3 separate regions of the Mus musculus genome follow, and regions 1 and 2 are each linked to region 3. The links are chromatin loops, found by intact Hi-C in ENCODE. Cell type or tissue: heart. All regions are shown on one strand. Region 1 overlaps Utrn (utrophin). Region 2 holds the start of B230208H11Rik (RIKEN cDNA B230208H11 gene). Region 3 overlaps Utrn (utrophin).

The links. Peaks named below come from ENCODE experiments on the same cell type or tissue, not always from the same donor. Only the 100,000 strongest peaks of a DNase experiment are listed, where the experiment ranks them.
Region 1: it touches region 3 in a loop (2.3-fold over the local background); 3 of 42 quality-filtered maps call a loop at or near these places.
Region 2: a loop joins it to region 3, with 1.8 times the contacts of the local background. A loop is called at or near these places in 4 of 42 quality-filtered maps.

The regions. Positions count from the first base shown.
Region 1 is chr10:12,808,986-12,816,985 of GRCm38, reverse strand. The region is part of intron 1 of Utrn (utrophin); the gene reads left to right. Among named protein-coding and RNA genes, the nearest start is that of Utrn, 49 kb to the left of the region's middle. In heart, no CTCF peak of the experiment used is centred here; DNase peaks (open chromatin) are centred at 3,495 and 7,055; H3K4me3 peaks cover 345 bases; H3K27ac peaks cover 3,702 bases.
Region 2 is chr10:12,915,624-12,923,623 of GRCm38, reverse strand. B230208H11Rik (RIKEN cDNA B230208H11 gene) reads left to right here and starts at 497. Exons shown (of 3, transcript NR_038028.1): 1 at 497-1,050; 2 at 1,907-2,015; 3 at 6,553-6,978. n-TLtaa3 (a tRNA gene) reads left to right here and starts at 971; the gene lies at 971-1,053. In heart, CTCF peaks have their summits at 342, 852, 1,980 (motif pointing left), 4,100 and 1 weaker place; DNase peaks (open chromatin) are centred at 593, 953 and 4,183; H3K4me3 peaks cover 1,835 bases; H3K27ac peaks cover 2,689 bases.
Region 3 is chr10:12,733,001-12,741,000 of GRCm38, reverse strand. Utrn (utrophin) reads left to right here. Exons shown (of 74, transcript NM_011682.4): 9 at 1,431-1,634; 10 at 2,735-2,916; 11 at 3,899-4,049; 12 at 5,784-5,903; 13 at 7,001-7,102. Among named protein-coding and RNA genes, the nearest start is that of Utrn, 120 kb to the left of the region's middle. In heart, no CTCF peak of the experiment used is centred here; DNase peaks (open chromatin) are centred at 3,620 and 3,900; H3K27ac peaks cover 2,106 bases.

The DNA of each region.
Region 1 (8,000 bases), 76 kb before region 3:
TAACCTATCAGAAGAACAGATCTGTGAGGAACAGGTTCCCACAGGCCCGAAGAGTTTTTGGGAAAGAGCCTGTCATGAGAGGTTTTTAGGAGTTCCTTCAGATAACCCTAGAGAACTGATGGTCACGTCATTTTTTCCCATTCTCAGGGGTTAGGGGTAGCCCCAGCGCTTTGCCCAAAGGTTGCTCCATCTTTCATCGGTCCTGCAGAGAAGCCAGGGTGGTGGCTAAATGGGCCGATGTGTGGCTTCTTTGCTTTCGAGCTTTGATGTCATTTCTATTTAGCTCAGTGAGATTGTTTTAGAAAATTTCCCACAGTGGAAAGTTCTCTTGGACATATGAAAGTTCAATGGTCACTTTCAAAATCAGCCATGTGCCAAGAAATAACTAAAACAATGGATTGCGTAGTGCAGCAGCCTTGGGACATGGAAAAATTTAAAAGATGTATGATTCATATTATTAATACAGGTTGTAAGACATGAGGCCTTGCGTTGGAAAACAGAAAAGGGCCTTTCTGTTTTTGTTGTTTATAATTTCTCTTTCTGGGTAAAATAATTATTCTTATTTTCTATGATGATTATTTTGCCTGTATGCATTCAGTGTTTGTGAAGGCCAGGAAAGGGTGTTTGCTCCCTTGGAAGTAGAGTTTTCGTGGTTGTGAGCTGCTATGTGGTTGCCAGTAACTGCACTTGGTTCCTCCCCAAGAGCAGTTAGGCCTCCTAACCACTGAGCCACCTCTCCAGCTCCAAGTGCTATTTTCTTTTGAACTTATGTCCTATCTTAGGGTTTTACTGCTGTGAAGAAAAACCATGACCAAGGACAACATTTAATTGGGGCTGGCTTACAGATTCAGAGGTTTAGTCCATTACCATCAAGGCGGGAAGCATGGCAGCATCTAGGCAGGCATGGTGCAGGAGGAGCTGAGAGTTCTACATCTTCATCTGAAGGCTGCTAGGAGAAGACTGGCTCCCATGTCGTTAGGAAGAGGGTCTCATTACCCACCCCTACAGTGACACATTTCCTTCAACAAGGCCACACCTACTCCAACAAGGCTATACTTCCTAATAGTGGCACTCCCTGGGCCAAGCACAGTTCAAAACACCACATGGTCTTGCAGTATTTTCTTTGCTGTACTTTATATAGATTTTGTTCTGTTTGGTTTTTATGAGGGAGGATTAAAAAAGTTAAATTCTACAGTAGAATGTTACATAAAGAGGTAATTGATATCATCCTACATGAATTTGTTCAGACATGCTAAGGTTTGAAAGAACTATCAGACCTTTGATTTGGACTCTTTTCCTCGTTTACATTTTCAATGCTATCCCAAAGGTCCCCCATACCCACCCTGGACTCTTTTTTTGAGTAGTCATTGTATTCTCCCATATCAATACTTTTGATAGGGAAAGGTAATTTAAAGTTACTGTCTGCATATGAACTTGGTTACCTTTAACCTGTGTGTGACAGCTCAGTGGGTAAGCATGCTGGCTTCCAGGCCAGGCAACCAGAGTTCAAGCCCTAGGACCAACCCTGAGTGTCTCCCTGACCCTCACAGGGGGTGACTTGGCTTATGCCCTTGCCCCATAAATGTCACAAAGGCTCTTTTTTGGAGGATTTTCTCCCGAAGAATATTTACAAATAATAACTTACCAAAGCCTGCAGTCATTTGGTCTACTTCTGGTTAAGAAGACAAACTGTAGCAAGTGCAGACCCACACAACTATGCCAGGATTCCCTGGTCCCTTTCTGAAGCTGGCTCCTGCTGTAGATGGGTACCTCTTTTCTCTGGGATTATGCGGGGTCAGGCTTCCATTCTTGCTTGTTGCTTTGGCTACTTAGCTCTGCCTATGGGAACGGAGATGCTTTGGTTTACGATGGACAGTGGATATGGAGTGTCGTCATGGAACTGCTGGGGAGAATGTTAAGTGGTAGAGCCAGTTTGGAAAAGTGCACAGTGGTTCTTCACTACATTCATAGTGTTATATAATTCCTTTGTGGCTCTCCTCCTGGGATTTATGTTATCTCCAGGAGGAGTGAAAATGTGTCCATCGACGTAATTTACATGCGGATATTTAGAGCTGAAAAGTTAATAATAGTCCAAAGGTGAGCCCAATGCAGTTGCCTGTGAACGGATGAAGGCTGCGACGTGCCTTATCCACGCAGGAAAGCATCATTCTGCCACACACGATGAGATATTGACGTCCGCTTCAGTGCAGAGGCTTGCAAACATGCTAGGTGAAAGAAGCCAGACCCAACGCAGCAAATTCTGCTGATTTCACTTATAGGAAGTATCTAGAACCAGTGAATCTCTGGAGACCAGAGGGAGATGGGAGTAGCTGCCTTGGGCTGGGCAAGGAAGCCTGTGAATGACTGCTATCTGCAGGAGTGAAGGGAGGCTATAGCATTGATGGTGGGGTGGCTGCAGAGTCTGCAAACACACTGATATCTGTTGACTTGGGCTCTGCATGTGTACTTACGATTTCCTACTACGTGGGTTATAGCAGTAAACTGGGTTTTGACTAAGTGACATGACTGGAGCCATTCTGATTCTTTACTGTCTCACCCCATCTTATTCCGTTGGAGGATGAGGATCAGAGGACAGAGTGCTTAGTTGTTTTTTCCAGAGTCTCAAGTCTATGGTCTTCTGAGCTACATAGATAGGTTCCTTTTACTTGGAACTCCTGTGGACCCTGGTAGGGTTACATATTCTGTGAGAATCTTTGTGCTAGGTACGGATTCTGTTTCAGAGGAGGAAAGAAAGCTATTAGATCCATACTAAGGATGCAGGCATGGCAGTACAAACACCTTTCCTTCTCTTTTGCACGTGTGTGGAGAACACATATGCAAATGATGTCAAGAGAACAAAACAACCATCTAAAACAGAAGTCTGGAAAATATGAGTCTGTGTGGTTATTGTTTTTTTCCACCGTAGCAGTTTCTTTCTCTTTTCCTTTGTGGTTTTTGGAGACAGGGTTTCTCTATGTAGCCCTGGCTGTCTTGGAGCTTACACTGTAGACCAGGCTGGCCTTGAACTCACAGAGATCCACCTGCCTCTGCCTCCTGTGTGGGAGTAAAGGCGTGTACCACCACCAAAGTAAACACTGTTGTGAGTATGCATAGTGGGGTGTGTGTGTGTGTGTGTGCTGTCAGACACCATCAAACAAGAAAAGTTAGCATCTCTCTAGTTGCTTTGGAACATTCAAAAGCTCTAAGCTGTGACTATTAAAAACCAAAAGTACCTCAAGAGTTCTTAACTGACTGCGGAGTTTAACTTCCTGTCTGAGGGGAGGTGGAGTTAGATTTAGTCAGATCCTCTCGTGGGAAAAAATCAAAGGGACTTTAAAAAAGAAAAAAACAAAACCCAACCTAACAGGACATCCCAGTGTGCAGTTCGCGGGCGGCTTTTGTGTTGATTTCCTTCACAGTTTCCCTCATCTCAGCCACTGTAGGTGATGAGCAGCCTGGCAGCCACCACATTTCGTTGGAAAAAGTGGAGGTTGGATCTGCCTGGGCAGGTGCCTCTCCAGGCTTGCAGGAGATCCCCCGGTAAGTTTGTCAGTGGCCAGACTGCAGTTGCTAAGGGAGGCTTTGGACAGAGGGTGTTCGAGTTGGCAGAGCCTCACTTTCTCTCGATAAGTCTGATGTGTAAGTCAGGAAGCGGCTGAAAGCAGGGCTTATCTGTGACAGGCAGAGGTGGCCTGTTCCTCCAGAGACTAGGTCTCTGTGGAGCGGAAGAGCGGCCACACATCAGGTGCTTTTCTTCTTTGGACTGAAGCTGTTGAACGCCTTTGTGTCCAAGGTTTGCCACTTTATTCGAGGCAGCTGGTTCAGTATTGAGTGCTTACTCCTGTTTCATTTTTATTAATCATGCATTGGTGTTTTGCCAGCATGTATGTATGCATGTATGTATGTATGTATGTATGTATGTATGTATGTATGTCTGTGTGAGGATGTCCGAGTCCCCGGAATTGAACCAGTGCTCTCAAACACAGCAGCCATTCTCCAGCTCCCTGACTGTTTACTCTTAAAGAGAAACTTTTCCTCCGTGGCAGGCTACTGATGTAGCCCAGGCTGGCCTTGACCTCTAGGTCTTCCAGCTCCACCTCTGGTGAGCTGGATTTTCGGTGTGAGGCACCAAGTCAGATGCTGAGGTGTGGACTGTTGACAGATCTTTCTAGGAAGGCAACATTCTAGGAAGTACAGATGTAGTTCAGAGCTGAGAAGGAGCACAAGGAAGCGTTGCACTGTTGGTGGATTGTTGGGGTGTCTGTTTACTACATTGGGGTGAGTGGGGGAAACTGGGGGCTTCTGTTTCTTACAGGTTTGTCCTTGGAAAGGCAGAGCTTCCAGGGGGTTGGTGTCCTGACCTTTTTCCTAATTAAAGTCCATTTCCAGAGTGGCTTAGTTTTTCTGATCGTTGCAGACATCCATGTATTCTTAGATGGATTCATGGATATGCTGGCTCTGTGGTCTGTCTGAGGGAAAAAAAAATCCTAAAGATGTGTTTTCATGTGCTGTAAGTTCTTTGAGTTAATACTTTCCCTAGAAAAGAACAGAAACCAAACCAGATAACAACAAACCATAAAAAAACCAAACAAACAAAAAACAAAATAAAATTAAGGGTAGTTTTTTTTTTTTTAAAACACTTCTCTTCATTGCAATTCTTCCCTCCTTTCAATATTTTGGTTCGTAGTAACATAGGAACACTGCACTAGGTGTATCCTATAAGCATGCTACCGAAATAAGAGGGCCAGCTTGTGTTTTCTTAGAGATGAGCTTTCTTGGCCAACAGCTCTGGGGTGTTCGTGTGCTGCAATTATCTACATTGCCCCTGTCTTTGTTTTCTTACTGAGGAGCTCTAAGGTCCCAACATATAATCATGAGACCTTTCAGGGCTGTGACGAACGCTCCCTGAACAGAGGTAGTCACAGTGGCACTGTGACCTTTCTGAAATCCCTTTAAGTCTGGTGGACTTCTCTTTTCTCCTGCCCCAGATGTCAGCCTACACCTTGTCTTGCTGCAGAGAGTCTGGAGCAGCTGCTGTGGTTGCAGTCAGAGACCAACCAGAAGAAAATTATGGGCCGGAGTAAACAAAGTTACTAGATGACAAGGTCAGATAGTTTAAAAACTGTCCTGGCTGAGTTCTGCTCTGTTTAGGTAGTACTCCTTCCTTTGCTCTGGCTGCTATAGAGACTTTGTGAAGATAACATTTAAAAAATAAAAATATTTCAGGGATGTTATTTTCATAAAAATAGAAAACCAGTGTTTACCTGGTCCCAAATTCTATAGGAGTTCAGCATCTTTTCTTTTAAATTAAGCTGGGCTCATTCTAGTTTTGTAATGCGTTATTTCTTCAGTGATCTTGATAGAAGTAAAGATAATAGAATCAGTGGTTAAAGTGGTATTTTGATGGAACACACAGTCAAGTACCAGATGATGCGCCTGAGGTTTCCCCTGCTCAGGGAACAACTTTGGGAGAGCCTGCTTAGCTTGCCACCCTTCCCACTCTCTTATTGGCTGCTGAGACTCCATGCCTAGATTGGCATTTCCTTTTTAGATGGATGGAGCAGACGATCCAAGACTCCAGCTGTCTATTGTAGCCACCTGTATCCTGAGGCTCTTTCCAGAGGCTCTGATGTGGCTGAACTGAGACAGTGACTTTGTAGCTTTGCCATAGCTCTCTGGAGTGTCCTGGATGGAGCAGTGTGGCTGGGCCTGTGGAGACGATGACTTTTGTGCCAACTGAACTGGCAGTTAGTTCCACCCTAGATGGATAAGAAGGCATTATCTCCCCCATACCCAGGTCACCACCTGAGGAAGCAGAAGTCTGAAGTGCTGTGGGGCGAGCAAGTGGATTCCATGGGTAGGATCAGGCAAAGACTTAGCTTCCAGTGTGTGCTGATGTTCAGGGCGTGGTGTGTGATGCTGAGATTGACAGCTGAGAGGGAGAAGCTCAAGAAAGTGATCTTAAGGAATGGGTGACTCACTCACTGGAATGTTCTGATGAAGCAAGGAAAATTGGGAGCTTTAGAAGTTAGATTTACACCAGGAAGTGTGTGTGTGTGTGTGTGTGTGTGTGTGTGTGTGTGTGTGTGTGTGTTACAGAGATTAAGAGTGAATGAGAGAGGGGAGGAAGGGGGAGAGGGAGAGGGGGAGAAGAAAGGGAGAGGGAGAGAAGGTTGGAGGGAGATTTGGAAACATTGGCAGGAAGTTCCCCTGTACTCTAGTGGCTTCTTCTGGTGCTTGGGTTGGCAGCCTGCAAGTTTGATTTCCCTTGAATGTTGAGGTCTTCTTTAATTCCTTTTAGTTAACATGTAGCTACCTGGTGGTACAGGCTGTACCCTGGGAAGCGCTAAGAGTATAAAATTGCCTCTATGGGGCATGGGCTAAAATCTGGGGCTGGGTAAGAGGCCTGGGCCATTGTTGTCTGACTTGCCAGATGCTTGACCCCATGATGGAGCTCAGGCTTGAGAGCATAGTGCAGGCCCTGAGGTGCCTCTGTAACCCTGCTGGCTAAAGGGAACTGAGAAGTTGGTTCTGAAGACCAGGTAGCCTATCAATTACAAAGGCACAAGAATGCCAGTGATTTGGGGAGAAGAAAGGCAGAAGGTGACCAGAGAATCGTCATCAAGAAGACCCTGGAGCAATGGTTCTCAACCTGTGGGTTGAGACCCCTGGGCATCATAAGACCCTTTCACAGGGGTCACCTAAGACCATTGGAAAACACAGATATTTACATTATGATTCATAAGTTGTGTAACCGGTAGGACATAAATGGATTGATAATGGACTTGGACTGCTGATCAGTGTCTAGGAAAAGCAAATCAGACATATCAAATACCAAAAGTACCCAAAGACATGTAAGCTACAGGCTCTCACCTCCTCATCTCCTGTGTATTTTTCCTTGGTATCACTTGAATGGCTGCTCATGGACATGGTCCTGGATCTGTTTAATGTTTTCCCATCCGTTTCTCTGACCCGTGCTTAGAGGGCACCAGGTGCTTCCTGTTTCAATCATTAGCAGGTTCAGCACTTGTTGGAAATCGATGTTAGGTACTGTGTGGTAATTTGATAGGATCTGGGTCTAGTGCTCCCCCATTCCTGTCTCAGCACTTTGACCTTCATCTCAACAGTTCAGTGACCTGGCAACTCTAAGTAGTTTTTTCCCACTGCACCAGGACTTGCATTGTTTGGTGGAGGAAGATGAGTCATAGCCTAGTTCTGCCATTGTGTGAGGTGAAATGCTAGTCTAGGGCTAAAGAACACAGGTCAGGCTTTTTGTGTAAATCAGAATAATCGAACTGGGGGGGGGGTAGGTGGGGGTGACGGGATTATGGGCCAGGGTGGCCATTTTGGTGAAATTACTCTCATCTTGGAGGAACATTTTATTTTAACGGATGTTTCACTTCAAACCTAATTCTTAATAATGCTTTGAACAATCTTAAGGAGTCAGACTCCTTCAAACAAAAATCTATACAGAATCAAAATTATATGGGACAGAAGAATGTCCTCCCCTCCCCCCCTTTCCTCCCATCCCCATAACCAGGGTTACTGCCTTGGGTGTTCTGTGTAACCCTTTTGCTATGAGTATAAAAATATAAAGTACAAAAGTTCCTTTTTGTATCAAATAAAAATCGTTGTGTGTTAGTAGCATGCAATTAAATCAAAGCAAAGCAAAAACAAGCCACAAACAAATAACTGAAAATTACAAATATTAATATCAGGGCCTACACATCTTAGCGTACTGGGCTGCTGTGAGAGCATGTGTGCTTTTATTATTACGCTGCCACCGTAGAGGGTGGGTGAGAGGATTTGTGTGTGTGTGTGCCTGTGTGTGTCCCTGTGTGTGCCAATGTGTCTTGAGACAAACCTTCCAATCATCCTTTCCTATGCTGGTGCCCGTTTTCTTCTGTTGTGTGGATCCCTGATTTTGAAACTCTTAGCGATTCCAAAACCAATTCCTACATAAAACGGGGGAGTTTGAATAACTTGCTTTAATTTTGTTT
Region 2 (8,000 bases), 180 kb before region 3:
GGGAGGTCTGAAACAGTGGGGCACTTTGTGAAACAGTGCATCCTAGGTTTACAGTCAAAGACTGAAGCCACCAGACCTGTATAAACCAAACATGGGGGTGGGTTAGGGGAGAGGGACAAGGTGGGACAGCCAGAGCAAGGCTCAGCCACCAGCTCCCTGCCTGCAGCTGCAGAAACACCTAGCCTGAACCCTGGGGTAGAGCCAAGGTTTTGAGGAACAGCCGAAGTAATGCAAATAAACCGCTGTACCCTAAATTGCTTTTTGTTGTGGGTGTTTTGTCCCAACAACAAAAGGGGAGCTAAAACAGGAGACAAGTTAAAACAAGAGTTTGCCCTCTAGGGGAGCTGTAGGGGTGGCAGGAATCCAGGAGGTCTTGACCCTGCATTTGAAGCAGAGCAAAGGGGACAGTGTCTACACAACCAGGGAGGGGGTGGGGGATTGGGCCACACTGCCCTGACCACACAGCTTTCTCCGGAACCTCCTCTTTCTCCGGAACCTCCTTCCGGCATGTGGTAACACTGGCGAGGAAGGAAAGCCGCGCGCGCACAGGTGCCGGGCCCCGGGAACCTATTCGATTTAGAAGAAACACACTGATGGTTGCCCTGCGGACCCGTGCCTACACCGCCCGAGGGACCCCTCCCACCTCCGCTCCGGAGCCCAGAAGTTAGCTGTGGAGTTTGTTTGTCGCGCCCGCGCACCTACAGTGAGCAAGGAGAGCCGGCGCCCGCCGGCCCAGAGCTCTGTCCCGCTCTCTGCTCCTGCAGTTCCTTCGCTGCCGCCGAGATCTCGGGGCGACAGTGAGCGGCGGCGGCGGCGGCGGCGCGAAACCCCGGCGGCAGTCTCCGAGTCTCTGTAGCCGGGTCGGGAAAGCGCCGCGCAGCCTGCGCAGAAGCATCCTCGAGTAACTGGGGAAAATGAGGACGGTATTGTGAGCTTTGTAGGAACAGCAAAGAGAAGAGAGCACGCCTGCACCAGGATGGCCGAGTGGTTAAGGCGTTGGACTTAAGATCCAATGGACATATGTCTGCGTGGGTTCGAACCCCACTCCTGGTAAAGTTGCTGTTTTGTTCCTTGCCGCGGTCTGTCAGTTGTTTTTAGGTCCAGAGCTTTTGGAAATTTAGAAGTCTTATTTCAGTTGAAAGAAATGTTCTTTAATCCTTAATAGGGCGCTGCTACAAGGCAGCCCAATTTCCCGCAGTGAAGCGACCGTGTCTCCAGGAACCGACCTGAGCCAGGCGGGAAGAGGCTCCCCGGAGAGGTCTGGTATTGGCTAACTTTTTGCAAAAGTACTTTTGCACAGAAGAAAAAAGAAAAAAAAAAAAAAAAAAAAAACAAGTCCGCTTTTGCCTTTCCTCTGTCCGCTCCCCACCCCCTTCTTTTTTCTTCCTTTCCCTTTGTTTTCTTTCTTTCCTTTCTTTTCATTTCCCCCCCCCTCAAAGTTTAACGTGTTCACATGCAGTCTTTCAAAAATGTACCATTTGACCATGAAGACCCAGAATTTGAAATATTTTCGATTTTTATCTTCTCCTATTTTCTTTGGGTTTTTTTGTTTTGGTTTGGTTTGGTTTGGTTTGGTTTTTGGTTTCTCGAGACAGGGTTTCTCCGTGTAGCCCTGGCTGTCCTGGAACTCACTTTGTAGGCCAGGCTGGCCTCGAACTCTCAGAAATCCTCCTGCCTCTACCTCCCAAGTGCTGGGATTAAAGGCGTGTGCCACCCTATTCTCTCCAAAAGTGTTTTTTATCAAAGCAGTCCAAGATCTTAAACACATTTTGTAGGCGTGGCTCAAGGAACTCCCCAGCCTTTTGAATAAGTTGAGACACTGATTAAATAAACCCCTCTCTACAATCATAAAACCTCGGAAACGTTGGTTATTACCATTGATCATTTATTTTCACGTGTTCCTCAGGTCCATTCAGTTATCTGGAGTCGTAGAAAAATATTTTTCGAAAAACTCGGAACTCTGTGGGAAATGATATCAGCATATTTAAATTGTGACACCTACTGGTAAACTTGAGGTAAGTTTGTTTGAATAAACCTTATCTTTTTTTTTTGTTTTTTAATAACTGTCTTAAGTTACAGACAGGAAGTTGACTTTTCCTCCAAATCTTTTAATCTTTATTTATTTATTTAAAAAAGATCTTCCATTAAGCAGAATAACTCATCACTGAAATAATTTTCATGAGCATTGTTTTAACTGTATGATGAAACCCTTCTTTGGCGTCAATAATCTTTGTTTCAGTTACGCATTTTCCTTTCAAATGCTGAAGACAGCTATGAAGTTAGGGGGATATGTATATGTATGTGTGTATGTGTGTATGCATGTATGCGTGTGTGTTTGTTTGCATGAGCCATCAATGTTAAACAGACATCGTGGTCAGTTGGAAGACTCCTACACCAGAAGCGTTCTCAGTCCTCAGCGGTCAGTTGGGGCTTGGGGGTTTTGATTAGCTTTTTGGTCTTTCACTTTTATTCATTTATTTTAGTGTGTATGCGCGGTTGTCTGTAAGTACACCACATGGGTGCCTGCTGTGCGGTCAGGAGGAAGCTACAGGTGCCCTGGAACTGGGGTTGGTTTACAATCTGCCACGTGGGCTCCAGGAACCAAACCCAGGTCCTCTGTAAGAACAGCAAGTGCTCTTAGCTGCTGAGCCACCTCCTCAGCTCCATCCAGGCTGCTGTTTATCTTTAGGTAGAGTTTTAATTAGTCGATAAACACCTCAAATGCATGCAATGTACTTCAGGCGTGTGCTAATGATTCAAAGGAAGTAAAATTTAATGCCTCGGGTTCTTAAAAGTTTATTAGTATATTCATAGCACAAAATGATGTATTTCATAGTGACATTTTCAAACCTGTGTATCCCGTGGTTTGCTTGTATGCAGCCTGTTGCTCTGTGATGCTCGACCCACCCTTGTGCTCAAATCCTTTACTCTTCCCATGTACTGCCATCTACGTTCAAGTTTTATAGATATCCATTTCCAAAGCAGATTCCACAGGAGAGAGAATCTGTGGTATATGTCTTTGTGAACTGTCTTGTTTCCGTTAACATGATCTCCAGTTTCATCTTTCTTCTGAAAATGGCCTAAGTTTGTTCTGAGATATGGCAGAACAAAAACCCGATTGTGCAGGTACACTGAGTTTTCTCTATTCACTCAGCCACTGTTCAGTGCCTGGGCTGACCTCTTTCCTTGGCAGCGGGGGTGCAGCTTTAAACATGCCTGCATATGTGTCTGTGCACACAGATCTTTGCGGTTGCTGTCTTAGGTTTCTTTGGTAAACACCCAGGAGTAGTATACTATATGGTAGGTCTATTTTTAGGGGTGTGTGTGTGTGTGTGTGTGTGTGTGTGTGTGTGTGTGTTTTGAGACAGGGTCTCTCTCTATGTCCTGGATAGACTGGAATTCACTATATAGACCATTCTGGCCTTGAACTCACAGAGATCTGCCTGCATCTGCCTCCCAAGTGTTAACATTAAAGACATGGGGTCACTACTATGCACAGCTTTTGGAAGGAGGAGATTTATTTTAATTGATTTTGTTTTGTTTTGTTGGTTTGAGGTTTTGTTTTATTCTGTTTTGTTTGTTTGTTTGGTTTGGTTTGGTTTGGTATGGTTTTTTTGCGTGTGTGATTTCTTAATGGTAGCCTTTCTGACTAAGATGAAATGGAATCTCGAGATAGTTTAATAGTAAGGATGACACCAAAGGAGGTAGAGAACATGCATCTATTCATATCTGTACAATTAGGCACAGGACTATTTTAGGGGTGTGCGTGTGAACCAATCTGGCTTAAGCTTAATTTCCATGAACAGTGCTTCTAGACCTAGAACAGAGTGATGGCTGTTTCACCATTTGAACGAATGATACAAATGAATGCCTTTAATTAAGTGCATAAGCTTCTAATTAAACACTTGGGAGGCAAAGGCAGGTGAATCTCTGACAGTGTGAGACCAACCTGGTCTACATAACACATTTTAGGCAAGCAAGGGCTAGTTAATGAGGCCCCAGTGAAAGGAAGGAGGGGAGGAAGGAAGGGAGGGAGGGAGGAAGGAAGGAAGGAAGGAAGGACATAGTTAAAACTGAATCCTAGGCGATAGGGGTCAGTATTGCACACAGACTAAAGTCCACATAGAGACATAGGAAGTGGCCTGCCAGTGTGAGCAGACTGCCCGGGGCAGTAATGGTCTGGGACACAGGAAGTGAGTCAGGCCAGGGCAGCACTGGCTGCTCTGTCAGCCCTCTCAGCCCAGGGCCCGCCCTGGGTGCTCACCAGTGTGAACTGGGACCTAAGCCTAACAGTGAGCGCCTCTAGAATGTTACGTGCACTCTCTGAACACTGAATAAATGAATGGCCCCCAAATCCCCTGGACATAGTTCACCCCTGATTCTGTTCATTGTATCCTCATCTGGAGGATGTGGTAGAAATGTGCCACAAATAAATTTTAATCAGGTTTGGTAGACACACAGACACACAAATGACTGCTGTATTAAGAAACACAGCGAGGGGCTGGAGAGATGCTCAGTGGTCAAGAGCACCAGCTGTTCTTTCAGAGGACCTAGGTTCAATTCCCAGCTGCTCACAATTGTCTACAACTCTAGTTCCAAGGGATCTGGCGCCTTCATACATATTCACATGTATGCAAAATACCAATGCACATAAAAATTAAAAAAAAAAAATGATAGCCTGGGCCTAGTGGAAATCTGTAATCCCAGCACTCAGGAGCCTGAGTTACATAGTAGATTCCAGGCCAGCCAGGCTACAGTAATGCCTGTCTCAAACAAGGAAAGTAAAACAGCAATAGCTACAGCTACAGCTACAGCAACATCAGCTACAGAAAGAGTTGATATTTGCTTCTTGGGGCTTGAGAGATTGCTCAGTGGTTAAGAGCTAGTTCTTCTAGAAGACACAGGTTCAATTCCCAGCACTCACTTAGTGGCTCACAACTGACACTCAAGTGCATGTACCTGAATGTAGATTCTCTCTCTCTCTCTCTCTCTCTCTCTCTCTCTCTCTCTCTCTCTCTCTCTCGTGCGCTACAGCTACAGCTACAGCTATAGTTATAGCTACTACAACAGCTATAGCTACAGCAACATCAGCTACAGAAAGAGTTGATATTTGCCTCAGGGGCTGGAGAGATGGCTCAGCAGTTAAGAGCACTGACTGCTCTTCCGAAGGTCCTGAATGAGATCTGATACCTTCTTCTGATGTCTCTAAAGACAGCTACAGTGAACTTAAGATATAATAATAAATAAATCTTTAGGCCAGAGCCTGCGGAGCCAACCGGAGCAAGCAGAGGTCCTGAACTCAAATTCCCAGCAATCACATGATGGCTCACAACCACATGTGTACTCATATACATTATAAATAAATAAATAAATATTTACCAAAAAATAGTAAGAGCAATTAAAAAAAAAGTATATTTGTCTGAGTTCTCCAGTCTCCCTCCTACATAACTACACACAGAAGTAGGCATGCTTGTAAAATCCATAATTAATACACATCCCATAAGGCCACACAGAAGTGAGTGTGATTAGCAAACACATAGCACAAGAGATTTTGGGAGAAGCAGATATTTTTTTGGTTTGGTGTTTGTTGGTTGCTTGATTGGTTGGCTTTAAATAGGGTCTTGCTATTTAGCCCAGGATAGACTCAGACTCACTAGATAGCCCATGCTGGTCTTGAACTCAAGGCATTCCTGTCCCTTGCTCCAGTACTGAGTGAAAGGACTGGATTCGGCACAGGACACAAAACCAAGTTCTCAGCACAAAGATTTATTTGCCCCTAGGGACAAAGGGCAGGGAATAAAGGACAAAGACAAAAGATGGAGGATGAGGGGAGGAAAAGGAGCAAGGGAGAATTTATTCTGCCCAGAGGAACAAAAGACTGCCTCTAAGAGGAGACAGACCATGGCCCAGAGGCAAATGTGGTTATAAAGGGGAGAGGAGATCAGTGTTAGGGTGAATTAGTTTGTTTTGATTGGGCATGGTCAGCCTTAAAGGTGGCTTTTGACTGATGGACATCAGTACTTTGATAGCTGGACCTTGGTGATCGGCCTTAGGAGGAGGAAGTGAACAAATGAAACCGTGAAGGCTAGCTTCAGGAATGCAATCTAATGGTTTTAACAAGAGGGGAGAAGATGGGTAGCGGGCCAACCTACGGGTGCCGTGCTTGCCATGCTCAGGCCCCTTAGAGCCTTCGCTGAGATCCCGGCCCTGCTGTTCCCGGTTCTGCTCAGCTCCTTTTAACCCGAGATCCAAGGGGGCTCTGAAGTCATCACCCCCCACCCCTTACCCCCCACCCCAGCCAGGCGCTTGAGCTCCTCCAGCCCTCTGTGGTCTCGCCTATGAGATCTTTATAACAATTGATTCAGAGGGGCCGCTGTGATGCAAGTGTAACGAGGGCGTGGCCTATAGAGATGGCTAACAGATCAAAGTATCCCTGTGCTAGCAGGATTTATGAATCAGTTTTTATACAATGGCAAGGTTGCTCGAGAAATCTATGCAGTGTATCTTGTATTTCCATAAAATTTCAGGACAAATTTTTTTTTTTTTTTCCAGGCTGGAGAGATGGCTCAGCAGTTAAGAGCACTGACTACTCTTCCTAAGGTCCTAAGTTCAAATTCTAGCAATCACATGGTGGCTCACAACCACCCATAACGAGATCTGACGCCCTCTTCTGGTGAGTCTGAAGACAGCTACAGTGTACTTATGTATAATAATAAATAAATCTTAAAAAAAAAGATTTCATTTCAAAAACAGGAATTTTGGAGGAAAACATGGATTGCATTTTTCTGATGTTTATTGAATTTCTTGTTTCACTTAACAGTCTTTAAATGCCTAGTTTTCCAGTGGCAGCACCTTCAAAGGCAGAATTGTGGGTAATTCCTTAAATAATGTCTTGGGGGTTTTGTTGTTGTTGTTTTTTAAAGTAATGTTTTGAAATCTCACTTGAAAAGAAAAGAAAAATAAACTCTGAGTTTTCAAATACACAGTGAGTGAGTTTATTGTTTTTCCCCTGGGTATCACACACCCACTGGGTTAGTCACAAATAGCTATATTAAGGTTGTTGTCCACATTTTTTAAACACTAGCAATTCTGACCCACCCAGTTCAGCTATTTAAAATGTAACCTGACCTTAATATTTGTTTATTCTACGTATGAAAAAATAAGAAATCTATATCGTTGGGAAGATGTAAAAAATATTACGTAATATTCTGCTTCCGAGTGCGGCGAGGTGACTTTATGTGTGACTCCCATTGAAGTCCACTACTATACAGGCTTTCTGGTTTTTACTGTGACTACGTGTCATACTTAATCCCATTGGTGCACTACAAAGAACCGCCTGAAAAAGGGTCATCTCTTAGCCTGAAATAACAAGTGTAAGTTTCCATGATTTACTGAAGAACGATATCCCAGACTCAAACAGTATGTAAACATAAAGAGTATTTATTCTGCAGACGTCCAGGTGCTGGGGTCTCCCATTACCAAGAGAGAGAGAGACAACCAAATGAGCTTGCAGGCTAGATTTAAAACATGTGCTCTTACTCCATCTCTAAGGGCATTCCATTACCAGGGCGTGGGAGCTGGAACTTGTCACTGAGGAAGTCCAGGGTAGGTGGTCTTATCTTACTCCATCTCTAGGGACATTCCGTTACCAGGGCGGGGCGTGGGGGCTGGAACCTGTTACCAGGGAGGTCTGAAAACCTGCTGACCCCACTGTCCTTGTTCTAGGATAGGTGGCTGGGCACCTTCTAGTTTCTGACGAGCTGCCTGAAGCTTGAGGTTTGTTTGTTTTTGTTTTTTTTTAATAACTCACTTGCCTGGACTTGCCTAGTTCTTAGGCCTAGTCTCCTAGGCTGTCAACTTGAAGCCTGTCATGGAGTCAGACTATCCTTCACAACCAGCAAATGTGAAAGAGGCCCATGGGCTCAAAGGCCCTCAGTGTTCCATGGAACTGAATCAACTAGTCAATTCCCTTGATTGGGATTTGTAGTCTCCTGTGTGGA
Region 3 (8,000 bases):
GGGTGGTGCAGAAGTGGAGAGGTCTGCATGGATTTGAGTTGAACTTTGAAGGTAGGACTAGTTTGCAGATTAAACACGGGAGAGGGAAGAAAGAGGGGTGTGTCCAAGTATATCACCCAGGTTTTTGGCTGTGGTGCCTAGGTGCATGGAGCCTGGGGTAGGTGTTGGCAAGTTTTGGGGTGGGTGAAACAAATGAGTGTTTAAATGTGGGTCTGGTTTGATATATCTTTAAAGATGCTGCAGATGTTATTGCTGCTGAAAGTTAGAAGAGAGTTTTACTAGAAATAAAATATCTATCGAATCTAGATTATTTTTTAAAAATCAAATAGGAATAGATGATATCACTTAGTTAAGGTATATCGAAAGAAGGGAGAAAGAAGTTCAGGAGGGTTACTGCTTGCAGATGGGCAGGGCCACTGGATTGGGAAGGAGAGCTTTGGAAGTCAGGATGGATCGGCTCCAGGCACAGCCACTGGGAGGCTTCTGGAAGAACCACGTGAGACCTGGCTTCTCTTGTTTCCAGTTGGTGCCTGTTATTCCGGCATAGCTGTTATCAGAAACATTTTAATTGATTGGCTAATTGTATGATTACTCTAAAAAGTAAGTCTGGGAAAATGGCTTTGTCAGCTTTTCAGTCATTTGGGGGCAAATGTTGAGACTGTTGAAGCAGACTGTTAAGACTTTGGTGGTAACATGTGTAGGCATGACTTTTACCATTCTCCTCATTTATGTACATGTGGGATAGTTTACACACGTCTTGAAGAAGTTTTGTTTGAATGGAAACAAAGGAACAGCAGAGCCAGTAGGCTTGATTACAAGATCATTAAGTGCATAAAGAGAAACTAGTAAGTTAGAGAAAGATCGGCAGACATTTATTTTACAAGTCCTAACCCTCAAACCACATCCCCCAAACAGAACAGCTCACACACTAGAGGGCTGTTGCCTCAAAACAATGAAACATGAAATCCCATCCGTTCCACAGGTTGTATGTGCGCCCTTGTTCACTGTTTAATACATGGCACCAGAATGCAGGGTCCCTAAAGAATTCTAAGCAGGGGTCAAAGCAGAGTGTCAGGCTCTCTATTCTGTAAACTGCAACCGTTGTTCAAGGGCCAGCATGTTCTTAGTTCTCCATCAAAATTCTCTATGTCTTGAAGTCAAATACTGGCATTTGGAGTTTTATTTTTGTCCAGTGACTCATGTGGGATATTTTTCTCTCCATGCCTCTTCCAATGTGGCGCTTGTGTGTGTACTCTATTTTGTATTTCTTGGCTGTCAGTGTCCTCTGATTAATTCATGGCTTCATTCACTCAGCTCCTGAAAACTGGGGGTTGTCTCCTGAGATCCTAGTCCCTACCTTGGTTTCTCCAGACATTGCTCATGTGGTGAGCGTCTGTATGTTCATGGTTGCTGTGGCTTTGTTTCCACAGAGTGCAGTGCTGGCAGAGGAAGGCCAGAGTCCCCGAGCTGAGACCCCTAGCACCGTCACTGAAGTGGACATGGATTTGGACAGCTACCAGATAGCGCTAGAGGAAGTGCTGACGTGGCTGCTGTCCGCGGAGGACACGTTCCAGGAGCAAGATGACATTTCTGATGATGTCGAAGAAGTCAAAGAGCAGTTTGCTACCCATGAAGTAAATATCTGTGGCCGAGAGCCATATTTTTCCAGGGCCGGGCCTGATTTTTAGGGGTGGTGGTAGGTGGAGTGACTTCACCATTGGCTTGGTATTTACCAAATGATGCTCTGTAAAAAGATCATGATGTAGTGCCTGCATTATTTACGTGGGCTTTGTTAGAAAACTGGAGTGATCGACAGTTCATGAGAATCAGATTTCAGGCAGTCTTGTGACATTTTGTGTATTTTTTTAGAACTGAGGATTAAATCAGTGTGAACATTGTTCCTTTTTGAAATATTGAGCTGTAGTTGCAAATCAACATAGCCAACTAGTATCCCAAATAATCAGGTTTCTCATGCTACCCTAAAAGCCAGTATTTTTATTTGTTGTCTGATTAAGCCAGTGTTATATCCAGTGTTCCTGCACGATTTTATGCAAGGGCAGCTACCTGCTATTTAGAGATAGAATCATGATTTTTCACTCTATGGGAAATTCTTTACGGTTAAGTGGGTTCTTGTGTGTGTGTGTGTGTGTAAGCAGCTCCTCTTCTCCTTCTTCTTCTTCTTCTTCTTCTTCTTCTTCTTCTTCTTCTTCTTCTTCTTCTTCTTCTTCTTCTTCTTCTTCTTCTTCTTCTCTATTTTTACATTAACAACATAATCATCATTTACTTAAGAGATAGCTTAGCTGTTAAAGGTGCTTGCTGCAAAACTGATGATCCAAGGTCGGTCCCTGCAACTCACTTGGTGGAATGACAGATCCACCTCTTATGAGCTGTCCTGTGATTCCCTATATGTGTGTTGAAATGCTGAACATGGTGTGTGTACATGGACACATTCACGGGTGAATGGGGATACACACCCATGAATAGTTGTAAAACTTTTAAAATCTACTATTATCATCCATAACATTGTTTTCTTTGATCTAGCTTTCTCTTGAGTTATGGTTAATACCAAATCTCTCATTTCAGAGCTTTCCACCTTTGGTGAAAGCCTCCTCCGTCTTTGCTTTGCACAGGTTCCTTTCTCTGGGGCGTTGCTGTTGGGCTTATGCACTACCAGTTTGTTGTTTCATGTCTTCGCAGCAAGTGACTCACTAACTACCACAATCTCCTTTGCTAGACTTTTATGATGGAGCTGACAGCACACCAGAGCAGCGTGGGGAGCGTCCTGCAGGCTGGCAACCAGCTGATGACACAAGGGACTCTGTCAGAGGAGGAGGAGTTTGAGATCCAGGAACAGATGACCTTGCTGAATGCAAGGTGGGAGGCGCTCCGGGTGGAGAGCATGGAGAGGCAGTCCCGGTGAGTGGAGCTCAAGGACCGAGAGCCTGACTCCCCAGACCACAGTGCACAGTGACACTCAAGTACAGGCCTGCGGGGCTGTGACTAAAATCAGTACAGGGCAAGCCTTCCACTGTCCTCACACCGCTCTGTGAGTCTCATCTCTGTCAAGATCATAGAGGACAGTTGGAATGCAGAGGGTAGTAAGAGGGGAAGTTATATTTTGCATGGGTGATATTGTAATTTTATATTTGTTACAGTGATAAAACACCCTGGCCAAAAAGGCAACTTAAGGGAGGAAAGGATTTATTTTAGCTAACAATTCCAGGTTTTGGTCTCATTTTGGGGACCCCCGAGGAGTGGGAGCTTGAATTCAGTAGTCATGTCACTGCACAGTGAGGAGCAGAGAAGAATGACTGTGCCCATGCTAGTGCCCAACTGGCTTTCTTTACTTTCATACAGTCCAGGGCCCCAACCAGGGAGTGGTGCTGCTCGGTTTCAGACTAGCCTTCCTATATCAATTAGGTTAATAATCAATGCAGCTCCCCACAGACAAGGCCTCAGGTTAACCTCATTTAGACAGCCCCCTCATTGAGGCTGTCACCACAGGACAGTGTGCCACGGGCCTACTTACTGTTCAGTGGTCTGTAACAGTTTAAAGAGCAGGCTTATACCATGGTCTGTTTCACTTTCCACGTTGTGATTCGCGTTCCGGTGCCGTTTCCACCAATTTAATACGCCAGGAATTCCTGAGTGTAGAAACAATGATTCTGTTTTGAATACAGGGAGCTGTTATTTATATTCCTGACTGCCCTTAATGAACTCCAGTTATGAATCAAATCAGAGCTTTCCCCCTTAGTTTCTATACTGATGGACTCTCTGCTACTTGGATGGTTAGGGTACACAAGGCTGTGTTTTCCTGCCCCCGCTTCCCTGGTGCTCAGAGTGGGTGCCCGTGCCAGGGGACAAGCCCGAGGGAATGACACTCTGTCCTCCTGGCCAGGCTGCACGACGCTCTGATGGAGCTGCAGAAGAAACAGCTGCAGCAGCTCTCAAGCTGGCTGGCCCTCACAGAAGAGCGCATTCAGAAGATGGAGAGCCTCCCGCTGGGTGATGACCTGCCCTCCCTGCAGAAGCTGCTTCAAGAACATAAAGTAAATTTGCTGCTTGTTCCTTTTCTACTTCCTTGTGTAGGAAGAGTGCTGAGCTGACCCGGGGCCTGATGGCTTCTCTCGGTGTGGAGTTGGGCTACTTCTTCCCTGTTGCTTTTTATTCAGAAGGTGTTCGTTGGGAGGTGACATTTTGGAAAGAGACAGCTTTGCACACATGTCCATGTCTTTCTTCTGAAAGTGTGTGACATTTGTCACATTTGGCAAGGGTGATTTGTTTGTTTTTTGTTTTTTTTTGTTTTGTTTTATTTTTTTTATAAATCTTTTTAATAAAGATTAATTTATTTATTATTATAAGTACACTGTAGCTGTCTTCAGATGCACCAGAAGAGAGCATCAGATCTCATTACGGATGGTTGTGAGCCACCATGTGGTTGCTGGGATTTGAACTCAGGACCTTCGGAAGAGTAGTTGGTTCTCTTAACCACTGAGCCATCTCTCCAGCCAGGCAAGGGTGGTTTTGGACTCACAAGTGCATGAGAACCTGAACATATGGGCAGGAATACACAGTGTGGGTGGAGAAAGAAACAGGGATATATACTTATACTTAATTAGGATTAGGATATATACCCAATCCTGTCAGGGAGACTGTTACCTCTTTTTTTTTTCTTTTTAAAAAAGATTTACTTTATTTATTATATGTAAGTACACTAGCTATCTTCAGACACCAGAAGACGGAATCAGATGGTTTTGAGCCACCATGTGGTTGCTGGGATTTGAATTCAGGACCTCCGGAAGAGCAGTCAGTGCTCTTAACCGCTGAGCCATCTCTCTAGCCCCCCGTTACCTCTTTTCAGAAGAGCATGAAGTGCTGAGTGAGGAACCAGCACATGGTGGACAGTGTGGTTTGGTTCTGAGATGAGTGGTTCGGTTTTTATAGCAGAAGAAAGGTAGAATTTTGTTGATCAGTGAAACATCTAGATAGCTGATACTAAGGCTTTAGGGTCACATGAAACACTACCCAAGAGGCATTTCACCATACTCTTGCTACTGTTTAAACCAATTACTCTCTACAGATGTCTAATGACTGTTCTCTTCCTGTGGAAGAGGGAAGTGAAGGTGTCCATATGCTTGTTCTTGGTTGCTCTCTTGGGGAGCTAATCAGAATAGCTTCTATGAGTCATACAGCCTTTTCCTCATTTTGCACATTATGGAACTACAGAAAATGACCTCTGATTCTATTTGCTTAAACTCTGGGTTTTTAGAGTAGTCAGGTCTACATTTTTGTCTTTTTTATTTTCCAGTGTCTCATTGTGTACCACTAGCTGACTTGGAACTTTCTATGTAGACCACGATGGCCTTGCACTCACTGCGATCCTCCTGTCCCTGCCTCTTTAGTGCTGGGATACCTGCATATGGATATATTTTTATTTTAATTCCTAGAATAGACACAGATTTTCTTCTTTTCCTCCTTTCCTTCTTCCTTCTCATCTTCTTCTACCTCGACTTGTTTTTTTGGGAAGAATTAGGACTGAAAATGGCACACATTGTCACACATTTACAATTGGTTTTGAAGTTGCACTCGCAGACTCTGGCTCCTAATGAAATGTAAGGGTGTGTTCAGGTTTCTTTCTTTAGTATGGTACTTAGGGTAATGGTTGGGAATGGCAATACCATGCCTCATTAGGTTCCTTAATTACTATCGTGAAGAAGCGGATTTTTAAATAGGTAAATGAGGAAGAGCAGATATCATAGTTTATCTTTTCTTTTTTCCTCTAGAGTTTGCAAAATGACCTTGAAGCTGAACAGGTGAAGGTAAATTCCTTAACTCACATGGTGGTGATTGTGGATGAAAACAGTGGGGAGAGTGCCACAGCTCTTCTGGAAGATCAGTTACAGGTAAGACCTTGAGAAGTAGGATGCCCTTCAGATCCACTCTCTGGTCAAGGTCCATGTATTGTTCCTCCTGGGCATCCTTGTTTGTACAGAAGGGTATAAAAAAGTAGACTCCTTTAATCATCTTTTCGTTACTGTAATGAAGGTCCTGAGGCAGGCTACTTGATAGAGAACAAAGTTTACTTAGCTCACAGTTTTGGAGGCTGGCAGTTCAGACAGCCTGACAAATGTTCTCCCTTGGCTATGTCTAATAGAACAGAAACATGTGTATGTGTGTGTTGTGTCTCTGCCTTAATTTTTTAATCCATTAGAATTTATCATGATCGGCCACCTTTGTGCCCTGATTTAGAACCCCCCTAAAACCAAACCAAACAAAACAAAACAAAACATCAGATTTCCCCACCCTAACCAGAAACAAAGCCCATCCTCAATCTGAATTTCCACCTTCTTGATACTATTTATGCAAATCTTTTTTAGTTAAATTCTTGTTTGAATTCATGGTGGGGTGGGGTGGGGTGGGGTGGGACACAAAGCATGGCACCTGTTTTTGGTTGTATCTCCCAGTTAGGCCTCCTCATTGTGTGGTTTCAGGCTTAGCTAGGCATTCCTTGTTTCATTCGAGTCCTTGCAGTGAAGGCATGAGATTGTTATTCTGCTCCCTTGTGTATAATGGTGACAACATTTAAAAGCACCAGAACTCATTCAAGTGACTCCCAGGCTTCCCCCAGAACAGTCACTTGAAGAATTGGTGAAGGCAACCATAGCCTGGAAGGTTTGAAGCATAGAAAGTAAACATGTAGATTGTGGTTGTAGCAGTGGTTGAAAAAAAAAAATACAACAACCCTCAGACACATATACCCAATTTTCAAATACATGTGAAATGTTGCATTCCCATACAAACCTTACAGTGAAGTAGGAACAGGAATTCTAGTTTTTTTTTTTTCCTCATCTCTGAGTAATTTAAGTAAGTCTACCCTATGAAAGTTAGTTTTTTTCTCATATATGTACTTAAAAGTATTTTTTGTAGATTGGTGTTTTGGAAAACTGTAGTAATTGTGTCTCCTGGCTGGGCTGACAGAGACTGCTTCTCCCTTCCCTAGAAACTGGGTGAGCGCTGGACAGCTGTATGCCGCTGGACTGAAGAACGTTGGAACAGGTTGCAAGAAATCAGTATTCTGTGGCAGGAATTATTGGAAGAGCAGGTATGAAACTCAACCACTGTCCACTGAGGACAAAACAGTGACAAGGAGCCCATCGTTTCAGTATGGCTGTGGAATGTGGCTGCCCTCTTCTCTAGTGAGAATTCTGGAACTTTGGCTTCTTTAAAAAACACAGAAATATTATAAGAATATGTTTTTTTTTTATCTTAGGTTGTTCCCCCTCCCCCAGTAGCTGATTATGATTTGCCTCGTGCTCTGGTGGGGATGTGATTTTGCCAGCTGCAGATATTTTCTGTGATTGTGTGGCCTTTGTAATCCTGTGGACTCTTCAGAGGGTATATGTCATAGTCAGGGTTTCTATTCCTGCACAGACATCATGACCAAGAAGCAAGTTGGGGAGGAAAGGGTTTATTCAGCTTACAATTCCATACTGCTGTTTATCACCAAGGAAGTCTGGACTGGAACTCAAACAGGTCAGGAAGCAGGAGCTGATGCAGAGGCCATGGAGGGATGTTCTTTACTGGCTTGCTTCTCCTGGCTTGTTCAGCCTGCTCTCTTATAGAACCCAAGACTACAAGCCCAGAGATGGTTCCACCCACAAGTGGTGGTGACACTGTGGACAAAAGTTGTTAATATCATAGTGGATAAGAAGGAGAGGGGGGTAGAGAGAGAGAATGAGAGGGGAGAGGGAGAGATCCTTAATAGGGAATAGCATATAAACAAAGAAATGTGTCTTGCAATTTAGAAGGTAATGAGTCCAATTTGGTGAGGGCTTCTTTCTGGCTCACAAAGGATCCTTTGTTACATTCTTATCAATTTGTAGAAGGAAAAAGTAGTTCTTGATCACTAATTGAGGAAATGCCTTACAGTTGGTTCTCATGGAGGCATTTCCTCAACTGAAGCTCCTTTCTCTGTGATAACTCCAGCTGTGTCGAGTTGA